Regions from separate parts of the Homo sapiens genome. Here regions 1, 2 and 3 are each linked to region 4. A link is a contact called in ENCODE Hi-C data. All regions are on one chromosome and are shown on one strand. The core of a region is the stretch at or near the end of the contact, and the rest is flanking DNA. Distances in the headings are between cores, read along the strand shown. Region 1 holds the start of NFIL3 (nuclear factor, interleukin 3 regulated). Region 2 holds the start of CARD19 (caspase recruitment domain family member 19). Region 3 holds the start of ZNF484 (zinc finger protein 484). Region 4 holds the start of SPTLC1 (serine palmitoyltransferase long chain base subunit 1).

Region 1 (3,397 bases), core at 886-3,385, 690 kb after region 4:
GAACACGTGAAGGGGAGGGTAGATTATGCAGGACAGCCCTGGATTTCTAGACAATAGCTGCATTTCTGACCCCAAAAAGGCAACTAATATGGATATGATTTTGATTTCATCTAAGAGAGGTTCTCAAAGCTACAAATAAGCATTGTAAGGTTTGGGCAAAAAGGAAACTATCAGTAAATTTGAGAAAAGTGGCCAGGCACAGTGGCATGCGCCTGTAATTCCACTACCAGGGAGGCTGTGGCCGGAGGATCCTTTGAGCCCAGGAGTTCCAGGCCAACCTGGACAACATAGTAAGACCACATCTTGAATTATTATATATGTATGAGAAAAGTGGAAATTATAAACTAAAATCAGGATTTGTTCTCATGAAGGTAGTCAAGTTTGGAAAATGTGTAGTGGAGGGGATGTGGTTCTTGCATTAGTCAGCACCGGGAAGATGGTGTCGGGGAACACGCTAAGCCCATATTGTACGTCTGAGTTTTCAGAGCCTTGTCAGCAGAGCTGTACTACCAGATAAATCACGAACAAGAGTGCGTTCAAAACCACAACGCTGCCCTGGAAGGCTTTCCAAAAACTCAACTGATAGGTGATAAAAATTTTTTAAATATGACTTGCGTTATTATGATATTAACTGTGCAAGAAGGGGAAAGGTAGAAAAGACAATCTTGGCGAGTAGATAGATCTGCTGCTCATGGCAGACACTAGGGATGGTACCTGGGTGTTCACTCTGCTCTTCTCTTTACTTTGGTTTTTGCTTTTTAAAAACGAAAGGAGCAAAAAGAAGTGGAAAGTCGTGGAGGCACTCGGCCCAGCCCCCACGTAGTTCAAGGAGACCAGGAGGGAGCTGGCTGGTGGAGGTCCTGCCCACCTGCCACACTCCGTATTTGGGCAAGCCTGTGAGTCACTGTCGGGAACATGGCTCCCTTCGCCAAGGCCAGCACTGACCACTATCCGTGTATCGGTAAACGCAGGGAGTGTGCCACGTGCCTTGACAGTCTAGCGCGACGACTTAAGAAGTCGCGGCTAGGTGCTCTTTTTTCCATTTTTTTACGTCTCTTCCGTAGCCCGGGAATTTGGGAGAGAAGACTACCGTATCCAGTTAGACGCAGAAATAACACTAAGCAGCTATCAGCTCAAAATCACAGGAAGAGATCCCGCGCGGTCGTCTCAAGCCCCAGCACCAAACGACAGTGGGCGTCCCAGCGGGGGCACCCGAGCGCGGACCTTCACATCCTCCGAGGAACGCCGCACCCGCGTGGCGGGGGTGGGTAGATGGACCTCAGCGAGCCTCGTTTCCCAGTCGTGTTACGCAACAACTTTGCAGCCGTCATCTTCGCCCTAATTGTGCAGGGGGCGGTGTTTGTGCGTGGAGCTTTCCCTCCCGGCTCCGGGCCGTCGCGGCTCTCGGGAGAGGCGCCGGGACATTTTAATCGCTGCCTCCGCCGCGCAGCCCTGCGCAGCTGCCCGGCCGCGCCAACCCCTTCCCCGCCGCAGCGCGCCCCGAGTGTTGGCAGCTTGCCAGCCGCCACCCCCCGCCTTCCCTCCTGCCCACCCCAAGGTAGAGGGCTCCTCTCGGGAGTGTGCGGGGAAGGGGAGGCCGAGGTCCGGGCCACGCCCGGGTAGCCGCAACCCGCAGTGCTCAGTCGGCAACAGGTAGCCCAGCAGGCTGCGGCTCTCAGGAAGACAAAAAGCGCCTCTGCGAGCAAGTGAGGGTCGCGGGGAGCGCAGAGCCACCGCGGCGACCGGGAGGGTGAAGGGAGCCAAGAGCGGACGGGGCGGTGGGACGGGGGGCTCCCGGGCTCCTCCGCAGGCTCGCTCCGGTCGTGTCGGCCGCGTGGGCCGTTGCGCAACACTCGTTGCGCCGGGAATGGGGCGCCAGCCCTCGCGGGCGCTCGGACGGCGGTGGCCCTGGCCGGGGAGGGACGCGAGCTGGTAGTGGCGCCGCCGCGGAGGGGGAGCTGAGGGCGGGGAGGCGGGGCGGGGCCGCGGAGTGCCCGCCCCGGCCCGCCCCTGCCGGCCGCGGCCATTGGCGGCGGGCCGGGGGCGGGTGCGGGCGCGGCGATTGGGGCCGCGGCCGCCAGTCACGCGGGGCTGGCGGGCGGCGACGTAGCGCGGCGCTCGGAACTGACCTACTAACACACATCTCTCCGCGCGGCCACGGCGCCCGCGGACCCGGCGCGCCCGCCCGCCTCCCGCGCCGCGCCCTCGCCGCCGCCCGCCTCCCGCCGCGGCCCCGGAGGCCCGGCCCGGCCCGAGCCCCGAGCGCCGGCGGCCCGACTCCCGGCCGCCCCTTTCTTTCTCCTCGCCGGCCCGAGAGCAGGAACACGGTAAGCGCTCCGCCCACCGCCGGCCGGGGGCCCGGCGACCGCTCCCAGGGCGCGCTGCGGGCGGGCGGGCGGGCGCGGGGTGCGGGCCGCGCTGTGTGCGGGGTCGGGCTGTAAGCTGGGCTCGCCAGCGGCGGCGAGTGCGCGCGGGGCATTCATTACATAAACTTTTGCTGCCTTGTCAGGATGGGACTCGCCACCTTAAGGTGGCTGCTTTGATTGCAGCGCCTTCGCGCCGGCACGTAGTCCTGGCTGGTTTGCGCTCTCCCCCCGCTGCTGTTGCATAATGTCTCCTGATTTCAGGAAAATTGATGTTTTGGTAAAGAAGAGCGCCAGGCAGGCTGAGCCCTCTCCGAGCGGGAAGATGCTCTTTCCTCTCTAGTGTCTTTCTTTCTCGTTCCTTCTCTGGGGCTGGCGGCGTAGGGGGGAGAGGAATGGGGGGTTGAGGAATGGGGAATAGTCTTAATTTGCTTGGTGAGAAAAAGGGTTGGTAGCGTGAACGGTGACGGCATTCGGAGAATGCCTGCGCGGCGTTTGTTTGTGTCAGGGGCTGTGTCTGCACAGACGTTTTCCACCCTGTTTGTCGTCAGCGTGTTTTACAAGCCCTCGGGAAGGTTGTGGGATTTGTCCTTTCATACATTGCATAATCTGCCCACGGTGAAATGTTGGCAAGAATTGCGGGCTGATGTGGGAATATGCGCGTATGTGTGCAATGATTTGGTAATTGAGGCGCAGCGTTGGATATTAGATCGTTATTTACGTCTATATTACGTCCCAAATAAACAGGTTTTAAAACGATACTACAAAACCTAAAAGCAAGAATTGCTCGCATTGAATTCTGATCTTGGGTACTACTGGGGTTCGCCCTTTCAATGTTCTCAGCTGTTATTTTTAAATCTGGGACGAACCATTGTGACGTTTACCTCCCCACCTTCCTAATTTTAATGCATTCCATTCGATCAGCCCTTTTTCTCACCTTATTGTCATTGCTTTTTCAGACACGACAAGACAAATCACATAATAGTTTCCTGGAAATGTTGCATTATGTAACTGCCGAATTTGCTGGCAGTGAG
Region 2 (3,677 bases), core at 1,123-3,622, 980 kb before region 4:
AAGTCCCTGAACTGTTTTTACAGGACAAAGGAAGATGGCTCGCTCTGGCACAGACCTGGCAAGCCTTCACCACGCCCTACATCCCCTTCCTTCTTGCCAGGCTGGCACCAGGACTATGGACCCCCATTCAAACACCCCAATATGAACCTTCTTATCAGCCCAGACTGATGCCCTCAGCCTGGCATTCAAGGCCCCGTGGGAGCTGGCCCCACCCACTCTCACCGGGCCCTCTAGGCCCACAAGACATCTCAGCCCAGGCTGAGAATACCTGTTCCTTGGTTTCCACCTGGTTAATTCATGTTCACCTTGCTGTTCTACGTGCAAAAGGCCTTCCTGAGTTCCTGTCATCCCCAACCAACTGGAGTCCAGACACTTGGGCATCAACCTCCTCTCCCGAATTTCTTCCAGGAAACCCCTTCTCTCAGTGCTCAGCCCAACTAAAACTGCTCACTCCCCGGCACAGCCCAGGGGGTAACTTGTCAAGCACCTGCCCCACGCAGACACCTCCTCAGCGTTCTGCAGGCACTGGCTCACATGCGCTGCTCACAGCGAGGGCTGGCGCAAGGCAGGACCCCAGTTGGTGCATGGAGGCAGTGAGCCTGGGACTATGGGTCTGCAGCCTCGCAGGGCTGTCCATATGACCCTCCCAGAGCTGTGCTCCATGGGCCTTGGTTCCCCATCCCAAAAACTAAGGGTTGTGAGGGAATGTCTCCAGGCCCAGTGAGTAGACATAGCAGGTAGGAAGCATACACTGGACAAGGTGAGGCCTATAGTCAGAGCCTTCAGGGACCCCTGCCTGATGTGGTTTCCCAGCTCCAGGGTCCCCTTATGCAAGGAAGCTTCCCTGACAGGCAGAAAGGGACAAAGTCCCTTTGTGCAGGAAGGCTCCTTAATGGACAGCAAGGCCTCAGGCTCTGCCAACACCCAGTCCCTGGGACAGGGCTCCCTGGAGACCAACACAGCTCTGAGTTGTGTCCCACGCATTCTGATGAACTCACTAAGGGAATTACGGAATCCCAGCCTGGGCAGGGCACAATTTAAGACTTTGTTTCCCCATCTGTACACAGACGAGATATTCCAGGTGTCCCCATCTGATCATTTTCAAACAGGAATCACCCAACACAGGGTCCAATGCACAGTAAGTGCTCAGAAATGAGAGCCACAAATAAGAAGAGTTAGAAGGGAGGACAAAGGGGAGCAGGTGGCAGCTGGGGTCTCTTGTGGCCTAGGCTGGAAGTCTCTTCTGGCCTGGTGTCCTGGAAGTCATCAGTTTCCAGCCCATGAGATCCTATTTGTGGGCAGGACCTAGGCTGAGACTCAAGAGAGCGAGCACCGAGAGAGGACTAGGGACTTCTGGGGCTACCCTGAGCCCCTGAGCCAATTCTGCTCCATGAAACAGAACAGTAAGAATGAAGTGTAGCTTCTGGGAACCCCCATACTCCCTGGCCGGGCTGCCATGGGGTCCCTTACCAGCCCATCACCCTCATGGGGCTTCTCCAACAGGGGAAGGTCCACAGGGCAGAGTCACCCTGTTTGGGATCAGGAGGATGGTGGGCAGGTCCCCAGACCAGAGAGGCCCTGGGGAGGAAGGCTGGGCTGGGGCCACTAGCGTGGAGCACAACAACCTTGGGGGGTCCAGTCGCTGTCCCCGATTCTCTTAGAACTAAACAGGGGCAAGAGCGTCGTGGACCACCGAAGGAGTCTGGGAGACTCCAAGAGTCCCACAGGAATCACATGCCGCCGAGGAACGCATCGCCTGTCCCGCGACCTCGCTGGGGTGGTTGTAAGGATGGAGCGTTGTTTCCGTGGCCAGAATCACAGCAGGACCGCTGTGAATTCTCTCCGGTGTCATTTCTACCACCTCCTACTCTTTCAGACCAAATTCCCCACCACGGGACACACACACATTGGCAGTGGCTGAGCCCAGACCGCGGCTGTGCAGCCCCACCCTGGAGCTGCCTTGTAGCCCCCGCCCTCTTCGGGCCCCGCACCTGGCCACCACCCATCATGCCCGGCACCGCCTCGGCTGGCACGGCCCCGCCGGGTAGAAGCCCCGGGACACCCACCACTTCGCGGGGGTGCACTCGCGCACCACCGACAGCTGACGGGCCAAGGTCACTCGGCCCCCGCTGCCCAGGCGCGGCCTGCAGGCGACTCGCAAGGCAGCCGGACCCCCGGGCCGGGCCACCCATCCAGGGCGCCCGCATCCCTGCCGCCCAGCCGACCCCGTGCCCACCTGTCATGGCGACGGACACAGCGCCGCCCGCAGTCCCCAGCGGTCTGCCCCGCCGCGCGTCCGCCCCTCGGTCAGCCGCCCGGTCCACCAGCTCCAGCGAACGCCGCCCGCGGGCCGTGCTCGCCCGCCCCTTTTGGCTAGGCCAGCCCCCCGGCTTTGGCTGTGTAGCCTCGGGGACTCTAAACCCCGCCCTTTGACGAGCCCCGCCCCCTACCGTTAGGCCCCGCCCCTTCCGCGCCCGCTACGGCTCCCCCAGGGCTCTAAACTCCGCCCCTCTCACTCGAGTCCCGCCCCCTTGCCGTCCTGGGATAGGCCGCTGCGAGGATCCTGGAGCCTTGCCCCTCACTCGAGCCCCGCCCCCTCCGGCGTCGGCTTCCGCCTCTCCCGGAGTTCTGAGCCCCGCCCTGCACCTGAACCCCGCCCCCTCCGACGACGGCTTCCGAGCCTCAAGGAACCCCCCACCGGGCCCCGCCCCTTACTCGAGCCCCGCCCCCCTCCGTCGTCGGCCTCCGCGCCTCCAGGGGCCCTGAGCCCCGCCCCTTCCTGCTCTGCCATGCGACTGCGGGCGTGGGCGGGCGACTGCGGGCGTGGGCGGGCGCCACCGGACTCCCGCCCCTCCCAGCGTCAGTTAAGACGCCGCGAGGGGCCCAGAGTCCCTCCCCTCGCTGGGCCCCGGTCCCGCCGGCGTCTATAACGCCGTCGCAGCGGCCTTTAACCCCGCCTCTCACTCGAGCCCTGCCCGCGTCCAAGTCCCGCCCTCAAGGCGGCCTCAGCTACGACCGCCGCGCGCCTCCCTGGAGGCGCCCGCTCCTGCCCGGAGCCCTGCCCGTCTTGGGCCCGCCCTTCCGGGCCCTGCCGCGTTGAGTGGCGGAGTCGGGATCCAGGTGGCCCGCCGGCCGGCTCAGTCCACCTCCCCGCTCCCGGCCTCGCGCCCCACCCCTTGGATGAGAAAACTGAAACTGAGAGGGGACGTGACTGATCCAACGTCATACAGAAAGTCAGGCCCTGGGGAGTACAGGGCCAGGCCTGGGGCAAAAGGCCGGTGGGCGTCCAGTACGCCACAGGGACCAGCCAAAGGAGGCAGTGCCCAGTGATGCTTTCCCAAATCCAGGGGAGAAGGACTCAACGGTGTGACCTCGCTCGGCGGGGTGGGGGGGGGACACCTTCTTGGGGGACCCCAGTCCCCCACCTTCAAAAGAAGACACTAGCTTGACAGTGTGACCCGAACTAGAGAGGTCACTTAACCTGCCTGAGCCTCAGTTTCCTGGACTGTAAAATGAGTGACCTTGGGCCAACTCCACTTCCCTCCCGCTTTCCTTCCTGCTTTCCCTCTCGTAGGCCTGGCATTTCCAGCTCCGGAGCCCGCCACAAGAAGCTCCTAGCCCCACATGATGTGAATGCACTGGGCCCCAGCCAGGAAGTGGAGACCCGTGAAGGAAGG
Region 3 (3,348 bases), core at 699-3,198, 760 kb before region 4:
AGAAAACCAATTAGATATCAATGGTGATCAGATACGAAGATGGAGGATTCTGACTAAATTGCCTTGCTAGGATTCTTACTAATATTGGGCAATTCACAGACAACACAAAAGCCCAAAAGCCAGGGTTTAGTTGACAAGAGAGTTCAAAGGAGCATGGCTAGAGTCTGGTTATGGAGAGAATTTTTGTCAGCTGACTGGGTCTTCCAGAACTGTGTAGAATAAAAATGATGAGCACAGACATATTTTCCTTCTTCCCAAACTGAACAGGAAAGCATTCAGTCTTTTTCATCTTTTAGTTTGACATTAGCTGTAGATTTTTTTCTAACTTAAAAGTTAGAAAGTTTACCTCTGTTCCTAATTCCTGAAAGTTTTTTTTTCATTATAAATGGGTGTTGAATTTTCTCAAATTCTTTTCCTGCATTGATATAATCATGTAATATGCTTATCTTTAGCTTGCTAATGTGGGGGGTTACACAAATTGATTTTTGAATACCAAAACAGCTTTTTATTCCTGGAATAAATATCACTTGTTCATGGTTTGTAGTTATTTTTATATATTGTTGAATTATTTTTGCTATTATTTGGTTGAGAATTTTTCCATCTATATTCATGAAGAATACTGATTTCTTCTTCTTCTGTCTTTAGCTCTGATATCAGAGTAACACTGGCCTCATGAGTTGGAATATCTTTCTATTGTCTTCTTTCTATTCTTTTTTTATTCTGGAAGAGACTGGATATAATTCGTGTTAACCTTTAAATGTTTGTTAGAATTCTCTGATCTAGCTATCCAGGCCTTAAGATTTCTTTTTCAGATATTTCAAATTATGACTTCAGTTCTAGGGCTATTCAACATAACTATTTCATGTAAGAGAGAATTTGTGCTTTTTCAAGAATTAGTGCATTTCATCTATGTTGTGAAATTTATGTTTGTAGAGTTGTTTGTAGTATTCTCTTTATTCTTTTGATTTCGTCATGGTCTACAGTGGTATCTCCTGTTTCATTCTGGATATTGATATTTTGTGTCTCCTCTACAGATTTGTCAATTTTATTAACATTTACAGAACCAGCTTTTGTTTAATCGGTTTTTCTCTATTTTTCTTTTTACATTTTATTGAGTCATCTTCTTATCCTTATTATTTCCTTTCTTTCACTTGCCTTCGGTTTATTTTGCTCTTCTTTTTCTAGTATGTGAGGGAGCTTGGTTATTGCTTTGAAATTTTTTTCTTTTCTAATGTAAGCCCTTAGTGGTATATACATTTTTCTCTCACCACTGATTTAGCCACATCCCACAAATTTTGATATGTTGTGTTTCACTGTCATTCATTTCAATGTATTTTAAAAATTCATTCACTTTCACTTTCATTCATTTCAATGTATTTTAAAAATTTGAGACTTTCTCTCTGAACAATGGATTATTTAGCATGTGTTTTCACGTGTTTGGAGATTTTCCTTTTATCTTCCTGTTATTGATTTCTAGTTTAATTCTATTGTGTTCAGAGAACAAACTGTATGATTTCAGTTGTTTCAAATTTGCTGAGATTTGTTTTATGACCCAGGTTACTTCATATCTTGCTAAATGTCCCATCGACACGAATAAAATGTGTATTCGGCTGCGTTTGCGGTGTTACATAAATGCTGATTAGTTCCTGTTGATTAACAGTGTTGTTGTGTCCACAGAAGCATTGGAGAAAGACTGTAACCTGAGGTGATAGGCTTTGATTGTGTCCTGGCTTAGTATGATGGGACACACCTCTGCTTGCTTCCTTTCCTTTGGACAACCCTCAGCCTCTCAGTCTCTACATGACCTCAACATGGCCGCCCACAGGCCAGAGTGTCTACATGGGCGCCGCCATACTGGCGCCCAGCCTAAGCCGCTGAAACGGGAGCGTGTTTGGCAAAGCGCCATGTTGATTACTGGCAACCTTCAGGCCATGAAGACTGCTGAGCATGCGCAAACCCAGGCAGCGCTGTAAGAAGTACCTCTAGGCCTGGGAGGCATTGAGAAAAAGGAAGTGGGTCCTGTTCTGGTTCTTGCGACTATAGTCACCTCCCGAGGCAAATGACCACTGTCCTGAGAGGACGTGGGTGAGGGGCAGGTGAGTAGAGGGATGGCAGCATCTGTGGACTGAGCAAGAAGAATCTCTGATGTCTGTCCTGAGCCTTCCGGTCAGTGATGGGGTCGGTCAGTGGATGGAATAGTGGAAGTCGGAGCGATCTCTGATGGTGGATCTGAGGGAGGAGTGAGGGGGCACTGAGGGGTCTCTGGTGGTGGATCTGCAGGCGGAGTGAGGACGGACTGGGGGTCTCTGTCTGGTGGTGGATCTGAGGGCGGAGTGAGGGCGGACTGTGGGGTTGTGGGGGAGGATGACTATGGGAACTAAGGAGGGATCTGAGGAGTGTGAATGATGCACATCTTAATTAGTTTCCTCTCTTTTATACGTACCGATCTGTTTATATTTTCGTTTCTGTTTCATTATAATGATATATTTTGCTAAAGATTTAAAGAATATATTACATAGAATTGCATGTTTCCATTTCCATTTTGTTCTCTTTCATATCCAGACTAGTAGCTCCTTTATCATTACGGTTATTATATTTATATATCATTCATTCTTTCTCTATTTAAAAAGAATCAAGCGTCTGAAAGGTTTATCTGTTTCATTGGACATTTTGAAATGTCCAATAAAATACTCCCTACTCTTTTAATATTAATTTTTTTCTCTTTTTCTTTTTAGGTACTTTCTCTTTTTCCCACTTTTTGATGTAATTTGTTGTTCTTTCCCTTATTTTCTTAAGTTTTATGCGGGATACATTTAGGGTTGTAAAGTTTCTTTAAGTACATCTTTATGAAATGCATAAGTTCATTTTGATGTTTCCCTTTGAATCTTAGTTATTTAGGAGAGTTTATTCATTCCCAAATTATTAAAGTATGTTTTAGCTGTTTTTTATTTTATTGTATTGTCAGAAAATGCAGACTATCAAGTCTCAACTTTTAACAATTTATCAAGATTTTCCTTGAAGCCAAGTTACTCAATGAACTTTGTTCAACAGATATAAAAGAAAAATTATATTTTGTTGTATGGACCAAAATTCTCTTTAATTAAGTCTTGCTTGTTGGTATTTTTCAAATCTTTATCTTTCCTAATTTTGATCTACTTGTTTCATATTCTGGAGGAGATACAATAAAAATCACTTTTAATAGTTCATTTTGCAGTTATATGTGCTTTTTTGCTAATTTTATTTGTGCATCTGAGGGATGGGCATACATACACTTAATGGTTAGTGCATTTTTTATCCTTTTTCATGTATTAAGTGGTATTATTATAGGATCCCTTTTTTCAACCAAAA
Region 4 (3,690 bases), core at 864-3,363:
TCCCACCCTAATATTTTATTCTGCAGATGGCTTCTCTACCTGACTGATGCCATGTTGCCTGTTCCTTCACTGTACACGTGGTGACAAAGAAAATGGAAGATGGAGTCTCCATATTGAACATACCTGGCTTCCAGGTAGTCTTTTTCTATCGGCACAACTGCCAGCATTCTCCCGTGCACTGCCAGCTTGCTTATCTATGTTTGTAGCTCAATTTTTCAGGCTGCTCTTTGCAAAAAAGAAATAATTTTGGGGTTGCTTTTTGTTCAGAAAGAAGCTCTGCTGAGGACTCTCTTACCTTCACTATCTGCCTAAATAATTTCTTTTTGGCTCCTGTATCAATAGCACTGGTACCATTTCAGAATTCTGGGGAAAGTCAGGGTTACTCAAATAAATGGCACTCAAAAAATTGTTATTCCTTTAGAAAAAAACATAATTAAGTCCCTTAACTCTCATTATCCAAAAATATAGTTTCCAGAGTAAAGAGCTAATTGCAAATAACAACAAACTGCTGCAAGAATGGTTGGAAACCATAGATGTGGTGAAGAAGGCCTTTCTAAGCAATATGCAGATCCAGAGGCAAAAAACAGACTGAAGCACTACATAAAATTTAAAATTAAAGTATGATGAAAGAGCAGAAACAACTAGGCGGCAACTGAGCAAAAATATTTTTCACATATGAAACAGAAAAATATAAGATATTCAGAATGTATAGAGTTCCTACAAATCCATAAGAAGGCAAAAATAACCAATAGAAAAATGGATTAAGAATATGAATTGGCGATTCATACAGTCTATAAATGCCAATAAACATATAAGAAGCTGCACAACCTCATGAGTAACCAGAAGCATCAATAATAAAGGATAGTGAGGTATCATTTTATCTCCATTAAACTGGCAAATTTTTTTAAAAGATTGATAATATCCATCATGGACTAGAGCATAGAAAAACTTCCAAATTATTTTAATTGGTTGAGCCATTTTGGCAGTACTTATCAAAATTAATAACGTGCATAGTCTTCAGATATATCCCATGTTGAAAAAACTGGTCAGAAAAACTCCAACATGCACAGAAAGATATACACACAAGGAACATCGACAGTTATGGCAGCATTATTTGTAATAGGGGAAAGGTGGGAACAACATAAGTATTCACCAATAGGGAAACGTTTACATAAAATGGAACGATGAATATACATAAATTATTCCATGGAAGTCTTCAGCCATTAAATATGAGATATATTAGGAAAAAAATGCTAGAAAAAAAATTTAAAAAAAGTTGTAGAAAAGTCTTGTCCCTATGATCTCAATTATATTTAAGAAATCCAATCCAATTAAGTATGTGCGCGTGCATACTGTTTGCATATGCATTGGAAGGCTCTAAAAGGTTCTTTACCAAACTGCTATATGATTTAATACCTGCAAAGCCTTGGCCTATGTCTGACAAAACAGGAAGTGCTATATGGGTTGGCTATTTTTGTGTATAATTATGCATTTCTTAATGATAATGCATTGCTGGATTACTTATGCTACTAAACGTAAACGTATTGGCCAGGCGCGGTGGCTCACGCCTCTAATCCCAGCACTTTGGGAGGCCGAGGCAGGCGGATCACCTGAGGTCAGGAGTTTGAGACCAGCCTGACCAACATGGAGAAACCCCGTCTCTACTAAAAATACAAAATTAGCCAGGCGTGGTAGCCCACGCCTGTAATCCCGGCTACTCGGGAGGCTGGGGCAGGAGAATCGCTTGAACCCGGGAGGCGGAGGTTGCGGTGAACCGAGATCACGCCATTGCACTACAGCCTGGGCAACAAAAGCGAAACTCCGTCTCAAAAAAAAAAAAATAAAGTAAACGTATTGCAATCATTTTAACTCTCTGCGCCCAGCTGATGACCAAGTGTAAGGCCCGTTCATTACTACTTTCTCCATCCTGAATCCAGCAGGGAGGGTAATAGGACACAAGGTAAACAATTCTTGGAAAAACTGCGGCATCCCACCTGACCCCGTCCAGCCTCCTGTCAACCAGTGCGCAAGTGCGAGTAGGCGGTGCCCAGCGCTCCGCCGCCCCGCCCTCTGCGGAGGTGATAACGACACTGAGCAGCGACGCGCACTTTTGGGACGCGCTTGTGACCCGCCTTCCGGAAGGAAGCGGCTAACTATGGCGACCGCCACGGAGCAGTGGGTTCTGGTGGAGATGGTACAGGCGCTTTACGAGGTGGGCTCCGCGCCATTAGCGGTCCGCGACCACACCCGGGCCCGGGGAGGGTGGGAGGACGCGTGTGGATTTGTGGCCTGAGACCTCGGCGGGACTGGCTCGGTCACGCCCAGACTCGGTGCCTCTTGCTGGAAGGACTGCCGGGAGCTTCTAGTCCCAGCGGTTGAGTGTAGGGAGGAACGGGCGGGGGCGGGGGCTGGGACTGAGGGTCTCGGTTTGAATTCTTATGCTCCGGGTCCCCTGGAAGCTCCGGAAAGGAACACGTGTAAGGGGACGCAGGAGACAGGTCTGCAAAAACCAGAGTTTAGACGGACGATAAAACGGAGTGGTGAAAATGAGTGGAACACCTTCGTCTGGGAAGGTCCTAAGGAAGTCAGCTCTTTGGAACTACGGTACAGTTCGTTGGGGAATAAAATTGTAATAAATTGGAGTTTGTTTTTGTCGAAAAGAAATCAAGTGACTTAGGATTTGTGAATAAAAAATAGTTTGTCATTCTTCTGCGTACATCAGTTTTCTGTCTTATAAAGATACAACTAGTTTAGTCGATTTTTATTTATTTATTTTTGTTTTTTTTTTTTGAGACGGTGTTTCGCACTTGTTGCTCAAGCTGGAGTGCAAGGGCGTGATCTCGGCTCACTACAACCTCCGCCTCCCGGGTTTAAGCGATTCTCCTGCCTCAGCTTCCCAGGTAGCTGAGATTACAGGCATGTGCCACCATGCCCGGCCAATTTTGTATTTTTATTAGAGACGGGGTTTCTGCATGTTGGTCAGGCTGGTCTCGAACTCCCGACCTCAGGTGATCCGCCCGCCTTGGCCTCCCAAAGTGCTGGGATTATAGGCTTGAGCCACTGCACCTGGCCGTAGACTTTTAAAGGAAGAATAGTTAAGAGTTTTTTGAAGCCTAGTTATTTCAGATACATAAGATAATAAGAAACCAGAATGTCAATCTTAGTGTTCATTCATTTAATAACTGAGAGTCCCCGTGCTGTCTTGCAGAGCTATTCATTGGGCACTGAAGAACTTATTTTATTTTATTTTATTTTTTAAAGACAGGGTTTCACTCTGTCGCCCAGGCTAGAGTGCAGTGGTGCGATCAGCTCACTGCTGCGTTGACCTCCCAGACTCAAGCGATCCTCCCACCTCAGACTCCCGAGTAGCTGGGACCACATACCACCATGCCCAACTAATCTTTTTTTTTTTTTAATAGAGACGGGGGCTTGCTGTGTTGCCCAGCCTGGCCTCGAACTCCTGGCCTCAAGTAATCCTCCTGCTTTGGCCTCCCAAAGTGCTGGGATTACAGGCATGAGCTACCACACCCAGCTGCAACTGAATTTTTAATTTAACTTAAATAGCCACGTGTAACTTAGTGACTGTCCACATTGGACCACACAGATCTAGATGCTAGGGATAGTGCGGTGAACAAATAGGCAGAAGTCCCTGTGCTTAAAGAGCTTACATTCATTTCAAGTGAATTTCAC

What was found. A loop is a pair of places that touch in the nucleus more often than their neighbours do. Pooled maps may share reads with other maps.
Region 1: a loop to region 4 is called in a map of CD8-positive, alpha-beta T cell, with 16 times the contacts of the local background. The contact joins the promoter of NFIL3 here to the promoter of SPTLC1 in region 4. A Hi-C loop is called at or near these places in 3 of 168 maps with a recorded cell type or tissue (CD8-positive, alpha-beta T cell and naive thymus-derived CD4-positive, alpha-beta T cell) and 9 of 50 pooled maps.
Region 2: a map of tibial artery shows a loop between it and region 4 (10-fold over the local background). The contact joins the promoter of CARD19 here to the promoter of SPTLC1 in region 4. A Hi-C loop is called at or near these places in 4 of 168 maps with a recorded cell type or tissue (B cell, ascending aorta, naive thymus-derived CD4-positive, alpha-beta T cell and 1 more), 1 of 37 single-sample maps with no recorded cell type and 13 of 50 pooled maps.
Region 3: a map of CD8-positive, alpha-beta T cell shows a loop between it and region 4 (8-fold over the local background). The contact joins the promoter of ZNF484 here to the promoter of SPTLC1 in region 4. A Hi-C loop is called at or near these places in 1 of 168 maps with a recorded cell type or tissue (CD8-positive, alpha-beta T cell), 5 of 37 single-sample maps with no recorded cell type and 15 of 50 pooled maps.

The regions. Positions count from the first base shown.
Region 1 is chr9:91,422,570-91,425,966 of GRCh38, reverse strand. It overlaps NFIL3 (nuclear factor, interleukin 3 regulated), which reads left to right and starts at 2,135. Exons shown (of 2, transcript NM_005384.3): 1 at 2,135-2,327. It overlaps LOC105376146 (synapsin-1), which reads right to left and starts at 1,934. Exons shown (of 2, transcript NR_188612.1): 1 at 1-1,934. RefSeq lists a silencer at 1,798-2,197.
Region 2 is chr9:93,094,912-93,098,588 of GRCh38, reverse strand. It overlaps CARD19 (caspase recruitment domain family member 19), which reads right to left and starts at 2,372. Exons shown (of 6, transcript NM_032310.5): 1 at 2,237-2,372. The coding sequence starts at 2,243. LOC101927993 (a long non-coding RNA gene) reads left to right here and starts at 3,079. Exons shown (of 4, transcript NR_188444.1): 1 at 3,079-3,221; 2 at 3,575-3,677. RefSeq lists enhancers at 72-141, 3,335-3,384 and silencers at 2,015-2,124, 2,145-2,894, 2,915-3,224.
Region 3 is chr9:92,876,638-92,879,985 of GRCh38, reverse strand. ZNF484 (zinc finger protein 484) reads left to right here and starts at 1,948. Exons shown (of 5, transcript NM_031486.4): 1 at 1,948-2,096. RefSeq lists enhancers at 1,705-2,144, 1,658-2,193.
Region 4 is chr9:92,113,836-92,117,525 of GRCh38, reverse strand. It overlaps SPTLC1 (serine palmitoyltransferase long chain base subunit 1), which reads left to right and starts at 2,113. Exons shown (of 15, transcript NM_006415.4): 1 at 2,113-2,212. The coding sequence starts at 2,156. RefSeq lists an enhancer at 1,551-1,610.